Linked DNA regions of Homo sapiens: region 2 is linked to region 1. Evidence: chromatin contacts called from ENCODE Hi-C or POLR2A ChIA-PET data. All regions are on one chromosome and are shown on one strand. The core of a region is the stretch at or near the end of the contact, and the rest is flanking DNA. Distances in the headings are between cores, read along the strand shown. Region 1 overlaps LOC107985239 (a long non-coding RNA gene). Region 2 overlaps LOC107985239 (a long non-coding RNA gene).

Region 1 (4,196 bases), core at 972-3,471:
TCCCATAAGGATTCAAATTCAGTATAGCAAAACTGAGCTTAATATATCTTCTCCCTGAATTTAGTTCCAGTTCATTTCATGGCCTCAAAACCCCGTATCTGGGAAACATACCAGAATCTTTCCTTACCTTCTTCCACAACCAACCGGTTACTATATGCTATAATATTTACCTTTTTGGCATTTCTGGTATTCGTCTTCTCGTTACCATCTTCACTGCTGTTGCCCTCATTGAGGCACTCATCTCTTACCTGGACTATTATAAGAGATTCTACTTTCAACTGAACAAACACATTGTAGCCAGAATTGCTTTTCCTAAATGCAAATCAAATCACGTTCTTCCCCATATCCCTCTTTTTTTTTTGAGACAGAGTCTCATTCTGTCAAGTGATTCTCCTGCCTTAGCCTCCCAAGTAGCTGGGATTACAGGCACACACCACCATGCCTGGCTAATTTTTGTATTTTTAGTAGAGACGGAGTTTCACCATGTTGGCCAGGCTGGTCTTAAACTCCCGACCTCAGGTGATCTGCCCGCCTCGGCCTCCCAATGTGTTGGTATTAGAGGTGTGAGCCACCATGCCCAGCCTATGTTCTTCCCCTTTTAAGACACTTCAGGGTTGTTGTTGTGTGTTTTTTTTTTTTGTAAGCATAAATTTAAATTTCTTGATGCATCATACATGATCCTCTACATCTGGCTACTGACCACTTCTCTATATCAGTTGTCTATTGCCCTGATAACACTGTGTAACCAACAACCACAAAATCTCAAGGACATACTTAAGAAACATTTATTATTCCCTTGTCTAGGCTGGTCTGCTGTGGACTTTGCTTGATCTTGGCTGGAGTTGCTCTTATGTCTGGAGGTTGGCTGGCCTTGGCTGGTCTAGAGTAGACTTAGCTGGAATAACTGGGGCAACTTGGCTCTGCTCTATGTGTTCCTTGTCCTCTGGCTGACTAGCCTGGGCATGGTTAATGGGGATGACAGAGATGCAAGAGAGAGCATAAGCAGAAATATACAAAGTTTCTTGAGGCCTAGGTTCAGAATTGGCACATCGTCATGTTTGCTAAGTTGTATTAGCCAAAGGAAGTCCTAAGACTGGCTCAGATTCAAGGGTTCGGGAGACAGATTCTGCCTCCAATTAGGGGAACTGCAAAGTCACATGACAATGGGTTGACTACAGGAAGTGGGGGAGAATTAGAGTTTTTATTGCACTGTCCATCATATATTTCAAGAAAGCTTCCACTTTCTTCCTTCCTCAGGACAAACAAGGAACAAAGAAACTCTCCACTGAAATTTTCAAATTTCATTACGGATAATGCAAGGAAAAGGAGAAAACGTCAAAGGAACTATAATTTCAACACCCTTGTAGAGAAAATAATGTATCTATGGAGGAAAATAAGTACAGGGTACTATGAGGAAATAAACATTAGGAGAATAGAAAAGAGACATTGGGAATTAAAAATATGATGGCAAAATAAGAAATTCAGTGAAAAGTTTGGAAGACAAAATTGAGGCATTTCCTGGAAAGCAGAACAAAAGGCCAAAAAAAAAAAAAAAAAACACAAAGAACACTAAGAAATAAAAACAGTCAGTTCAAAATATTTAAATCTGATTAATAAATGTTTTAATTTCAATTTTAATTTTTTTGATACAGTTTTGCTCCTGTCACCCAGGCTGGAGTGCAATAGCGCAATCTCAGCTCACCGCAACCTCTGCTTCCTGGGTTCAAGCGATTCTCCTGCTTCAGCCTCCCAAGTAGCTGAGATTACAGGCACCTGTCATTACACCTGGCTAATTTCTGTATTTTTTAGTAGAGACAGAGTTTCACGTTTCACCATGTTGGCCAGTCTGGTCGCAAACTCCTGACATCAGGTGATCCACCTCCCTCCACCTCCCAAAGTGCTGGGATTACAGGCATGAGCCATTGCGCACGGCCCCTGATTATAAAAGTTTTAAATAAGGAAAGGCAATTATTTAAAAAATAAGAAAATGCAGATGCCCAGGGTTTGCTACTGGAGAGATCTGATTCAGAAGGTCAGTAAATTGAATTAATACATTAATTTTGTATCTTTCCTTCAGCTTCTTTGGAACACTGAATATGAAACACAAAGTAGAACTTCAGAACTGATGAACTATTATTAGAAGTGGTTTGATTTGAAAATGTGGAAGTCAATTGTGGGAAGAGGGCATAAGGATGGAGATAACTATGTTTAAAACTTATTTTGAAAGTAGACAACAGCTAACATTAGTGTTCCGTGATGACGGGAAGTGGAGACAATGCAGCTGCTAAATGAGTCCCTTTAAATATTGACATGACTGACTCTAGTGCGACATGTTTAGTAGGAAGTGGGAGAGGAAGTAAAAATAGACCAAAGCAAACATTTGCTCAAGATAGACGAAGAGCAATACATCCTCTCTGTGCCCCTCCACCCCTATGAAAACATGGCTCTAAGCTTCTGACAACTTTTTTTCTCCCGTTTCTATTGTTATGGTCATGGTCATGATTTAGCACATTCTGGTGACTTTCATATATGCTCCTCTGACCAAATTCTAGATAAATGTTTTATGTTTACATTGTCACAACTCTTCAGGAATGAAGGTTACTCTCTCCCTTCATTAGAGACCGAAAATAAATGTTCAGCAGTAGAATCTTTTTCAACATTACTTTAAAAACGCAATCTCAAGGGGTCTCAGTTTTAAAGATTATGGAATTATGTATAGACTCCTACAAAATAAATGGGAGAAGTGGAGGCAACTGCTTAGGTTCCTGAGGACAGATATTGTTTTTCTGAAAGTTTTAGTTAATTGAAGCAACAGTCAGTAAGATCTGATGCAGTTGGACGATAGCTCTGTTCTCTACTGTGTCTTTCATGCATGATGTGGACAAAAATTCCTGTAGAGAAATTGAAAAACAGAGGAATGAACAGAACATGAAAGAAGTTTCTTTTATCTCTCTTTTAATAAGTGAAAATAATGGGCTATGAAAGTTAACTCACTCAAACTATATAGGATGTTAGGCAACAATTTTTCTATGTAAAGTAACTGAATTCATTGCATCTCAGTTTCTGTTGTCTGAGAAAATATTCCTAGAGGCATGTCAGGTAGGATTTGTAGAAAGATGGTAAACACTTTAAGAAGGGTCCACTTATTTCTCTCTGTCTCTTCTCATTGTGCTGAGTAGATGCATTTAGAATTAGATTGCATTAAAAATTTTTAAATGGTAGGCATTCATTGAGCGAAATGATAAAAATTCTTATTCTCTACTTAACTTTCTGCTTCATTCTTATTTAAACTGCACATTTTATTTAAAACTAAGTACCTAAAAATGAACAATGTGCTGGTGAGTGTATCCGTTCTTCTGCCTAAGCACACCTTGGTAAGGAATGATAGTAATAAACCCTGAGAATATATGGGAAGTGCTGTTCTAAAATGAAATCATAAAACTTACACAAAATGACAAGCAGGCAGCTTGAAGGAGAGGGAAATGGTTCTGAAATATGGGCAGAATTCTGGCTTACATCTTGGCACTTTCAGGAGTTGCAGTATGGAAGAAAAAGCAGAGTTCATGTGAATTATTTGAATTTTGCTAACTGGGATAGGCTGGGGAAGGTGTGTCATAGTCAGATTAATAGCATAGGCTTTGAAACTTGACCAGCTTGGGTTTGAATTGTAATAGGCTCTACCCTTCTAGAGCTGGTGTAAATAAAGTGCTTAGCACAGTGTAGCATGCAGCAAGTGCTGAATAAATGGTACCTCTATTCACAAGGGAGCAGATACCGACGTGAAGTAATCTGATGTTAACTGGTAGAGTTCTCCTGTCATCCACCCTCAGCATCTCATTTCACAGTATATGAAGTGCCATCTTAAGTTTTAATTTCTTCACATCTTAAAGCCTTTTTAATCTTCCAAAAGTCAATTTTAAAAGGCTCTGGATCTCTTCTTATCATTAGCTAGTATAAATAGAGGTCAGTTTAATTTTCTACTATGTATTTTAAATGATCAAAATGACAATTCATTTTATTAATAATTACTAAAAGTACCTATATTTTTGGAAAGTATACATCCAAGATAAGCTTATTAGGAATTAGCTGTGTCACAGTGTTTTTCAAATTGTGTTTCACTTTATTATACTATCTATGATATCTGCTTTGTAAAAAAAAGTTGCCATAATCTAATAAGGTTGAGATATGCATACCTG
Region 2 (4,196 bases), core at 534-3,033, 190 kb before region 1:
GCACCAACTGCAAATATTGCAATTCAAAACCAAACCAAACCAATCCATCCTACAGACCAAACGCATTTTAGCAAGGAAAAGCTGTGCTGTGTTAAAATAATGAGATGATGTTCTGTTGTGGGGTGATCCTGGTTTTTAAGGGCAGACATTTGCTCAGTGGTATTTGTGGAATTGTTGATGTCTACTCTGTAAGTCTTAGCTCTGACCATCTCCGCCCCTGTGATCATTAGGAACTGAGAATGATAGGTGCATGGATAATAAGGGGGAGTGATGTAAGTGACAGACTAATCATAAACCAAGACTGGAAGCATAACTTTTCATCCAGGCTTGTCAAAATAACTGCATGTCTACATTTTGTTATGTTCATTACACAGTGATTGAGAGCTGTGTTAAAAGTTTTTGAAACAATGAAAACTTTTTAAAAAATTACTAAAATAAGAGAAAATATGATAAGGTCTTTTGTTGTAGGCCATTCTCCTGGATGACAGCATATTTAGGCTTGTTTGGATGGGGAGGGAGAGAGAAAAGAGAGGTGGAAACAGAGGTTGGAAAGGTGGATGGGACTAGATCGTTTAAGGCTTTGGAGGTCATGACAAGGAATTTGAATTTTATTCTAAGCGTGATAAGAACCTGGGGAAATGTTTTATACAGTGAAGTGTTTACAAGATCTGATTTGTGTTTTTGTAATCTTCCTTTTGCTGTTGTGGGGTATAGCAATAGCAGGTCTACAGAGAGAGTGAACTTCCCATTCTAATTCTGGCCACGTAGCTGGTGCAAGGCTTGATTCCCAAGTGACAGTGCACAGAAACAACTCACAGAGACATGAAAGGAGCCAGATAGCACTATAGTCAGGAGTTTTCACTGCCCACGTTTCTTGCTGGCTTGCTAATGCAGGCAGAATCAAAGAAAATATGTAATATAAAGGGTTCTTTGTAGTTTTGTTTAAAGGGAACCCATGTTTAGGAGCAGGTTTGCAAAACTTGAAAATGTGATGATAAATGTCAAGTCTGACATGTTTAGGGGACTAGTGCATGTCAGCTGTGGGCTGAATAGACTCACCAAAGCAGAAGATTCATGGAAACAGAAGGCTGTCTTGCAGGTTTCCCAATACTGCTTCTTTAGGGTAACGCTTACCCTTAACAGGCATTGAAGGGGATTTGCCTCCAGAAAAACTACCTGGGATTTGAAGTCTACCCTTTCACTCCCTACTGAGACTGACTTACTCCACCCCTGGGTCCCTCTCCCTTCATTCAGTGGATCAGCATCTACTCTCCTGTTGGCCAGGGGCTCTGTGAGGCATGGGTGCACTGTGCCCTCATGCAGTTTACCCTGCAGAGGAGAAACAGACAAATAGTCTTCCTAATAAAGGAATTTTTAGTGCAAAAATTCCTTTATTACTGAAAGGAAATTTCAGGGAACAGATTACATGCACTCCTTCTTATCTTCCTTAGTTTGGAGTCAGTTAATGATTAAGAAGCCCCTGCTTTTTCCCCTCTGCCTCGCTGAGGGAAGCCAGGATGTACTCTGGTAACCCCAAGCCTCTGCATACCCCAGCTCTTCCTCTCTGTTTCCTCCTGACTCCCACTCTCCAGAGCTGGACTGCACTGGTTCTGCTAACCTGTTTCTTTCCTTCTGCTCTAGAGATTTCTGGAGAAGCAAAGTCTATTGAGGTGTGGGCCCAGACGTGTCCTTTTAGCAGCTGGGGTGGTTTTCCTTGAAGCTGCCCTAAAACCAGCCAGTTAGCAATCTCCAGCTTTTGCCCTTGGACTTTGCTGGCTCACTTTGTCTTTGCCGCAGGCACAGGCGCCCTGCCCTGCTGTGCTCAGCAGAGACCTTGGCTCTGCCTTCACATTTCTCTCCTCTATCAAAGCTCTGAATTTCTAGTCTATTCTAGTCTGCTGGCTCTCTGTTGAACCTTGTCTCTTTGTTTTTATTGTTTCTGAGACAGAGTCTCACTCTGACACTCAGGCTGGAGTGTAGTGGCATGATCTTGGCTCACTGCAGCCTCCGCCTCCTGGGTTCAAGTGATTCTCCCACCTCAGCCTCCTGAGTAGCTGGCATTATAGGTATGCACCACCACGCCCAGCTAATTTTTGTATTTTTAGTAGAGATGGAGTTTCCCCACACTGGCCAGGCTGGTCTTGAACTCCTTGAACTCCTGACTTTAGGTGATCCACTCGCCTCCACCTCCCAAAGTGCTGGGATTATGGGTGTGAGCCACAGCACCCGGCCTGAACCTCATCTCTCTTTATAAGACTTCACCACCTAACCTTCCAGACACAGGTTGGCACACTTCCCTTTTTTTATTTTTTACATCTTGAGCCTTGGGATCTGATGAATGTCTCACATGATGTCCCAAAGCGTCTATATGATAAGCTTTACAACTTGAATAGATTTTGAAAATGCATCTCAATTGAAGGTCATCTTTGTGGAATTTTATTAATTAGGTTTCTTTTAAAGTTTTTCTAAAAGGTATTTTTGTTTTCAAATTTTCTCCCTCTGTGTATAATTTTCTAAGTGGTACCTGAAACCCCCTGATTTCATTAGTCTATGTTTCCAATATCTACTGTTTTCCTTAAAGAGTATTTTGTGCTACATTTAAGGTTAAATGGCTTTATAAAAAGCACTGTGAATATTTTTAAATGTACATTTTGAACTTTGAATTGAGGTGTCAGATTTTTTACTGAAGCAATTACAGTTAAAAGTAATTTTAGCTCTATTTTTTAAAAGAGGTACACCCTAATAATTATGCCCTTGTGTGCATTAGTAAAAAAATGATATTTCTGCTATTATAGAACAAAAGTTCATTGGAATTGCCCCCTCACCCAGCATTCTGGCTTGGTTGCAAGTACATGAGGAAGGATTAAGGAAGTGAGGAAGGGTCTGTACCTTGTGTGTTTCACAAGGGGAAGCACACATATTCCTTGGATCTTGCTGGGGCTTTGGGAGCTATAATGCCTTGTCAAAACTTAGGGAGGATAACCCACTGACCATTTTTGGATTTTTTTTTTCCAGTTATAGCTTTCCTTGAAGCTTAATTATATATGAACATGTAAATAGAGAAAGATTATTAAGTGGCCTACAATGAGGTCAAATTGCTCATGGTTCTCCGCCTGCTTTTTGTCCCAGTACATGTGAATATTTCCTGGTAATAGACAATGAACCTGGTGTTCAAGCCTTTCAGGACAGAAATAGAAAAATGTTTGCGTAAAATCCAATATTCATTGGCTTTGAAGTGGTTTATTAGAGATATGTCTTCTCCTTCTCTTCCCTACTCTTGCCTGAGAAAAGCAGGTGCCTTTACAGTAATACAACCCAAAGTCTTTGTGGAACTCCACTTCCGCACTTTTTGCGTCACCTTGATCTATGGCTTGTAACAGTTTATGCATCAATGGAGCCTATTATGGGAATTGTTTCTTTCCTTTAAAAAAACAACAAAGGGAATATAGTTTAAAGATAAAATCTTTTTTTCTCTTTTTTCTATTTATATTCCTCCTACTTGTCACTGTTCCCATCAGAGAACTTAAACAAATTTGTACAAGTACTCCATGTTCACTGTTGAAAAATTAGAAAATACAGACTAACAAAAGAAAAAAGTTACCCCCAATCCTATCAATGGACGTGACCACTGTTAATAATTTGGTTTGTAGCAATGTTCTCTTTGGTATGCATTGGCACACCAGCATTCTCTGAAGTCTTTATGGGAGTGCTGTCCACTGTGGACCTATGTAATGAAATTTGCTGTTACTATAACCATGGCTGGAAAAAATGGTCCTGCGACAAAGTACAGCGGCATAATGAGGAAGTGGTAAGACCACAGTATCATGTTCACCTAATGTCAAGGAAAGATGGTTTCCCATCCTGTAGAACCACTTGGCTTGTGAGGACAGAGGAAATCCCTGTCCCGGCAGTAAACAATTTGGCTCAAACAGATGCGATCTGTGCAATGAAAAATGAACATTATGGGATTACTATGGGATTGCTTATTGTATTTTTTCCAGTTTTTCAATACTTTCAAGTGTGTGGCCTCACTAATAATTAAATAAATGTTAGTTGAAACAACTCAGAGCTCTACTATTGCTTATTAAATTAGAAGAAAAATAATGACAATGACAAAACCCAGTGTTAATGGAGGTATGAGAAAAATACATATATTTATATGTTGCTAGTGACATTTAAATTGTTCCAATGATTCT

The links. A loop is a pair of places that touch in the nucleus more often than their neighbours do. ChIA-PET counts read pairs that join two places held with the same protein, here RNA polymerase II (POLR2A).
Region 2: a map of CD4-positive, alpha-beta T cell shows a loop between it and region 1 (2.1-fold over the local background). The contact joins two enhancer-like sites. A Hi-C loop is called at or near these places in 2 of 168 maps with a recorded cell type or tissue (CD4-positive, alpha-beta T cell and Right ventricle myocardium inferior). POLR2A ChIA-PET finds 5 or more read pairs at or near these places in 1 of 52 experiments (OCI-LY7).

Annotation. Positions count from the first base shown.
Region 1 is chr1:185,672,035-185,676,230 of GRCh38, forward strand. The region is part of intron 1 of LOC107985239 (a long non-coding RNA gene); the gene reads left to right. Among named protein-coding and RNA genes, the nearest start is that of GS1-204I12.4, 28 kb to the left of the region's middle. Within about 2 kb of position 2,222, at least 3 of the 41 ENCODE cell types and tissues checked have a DNase peak (open chromatin) inside an H3K27ac peak, as active enhancers do.
Region 2 is chr1:185,487,313-185,491,508 of GRCh38, forward strand. All of the region lies in intron 1 of LOC107985239 (a long non-coding RNA gene), which reads left to right. Among named protein-coding and RNA genes, the nearest start is that of LINC01350, 140 kb to the right of the region's middle. Within about 2 kb of position 1,784, at least 5 of the 41 ENCODE cell types and tissues checked have a DNase peak (open chromatin) inside an H3K27ac peak, as active enhancers do.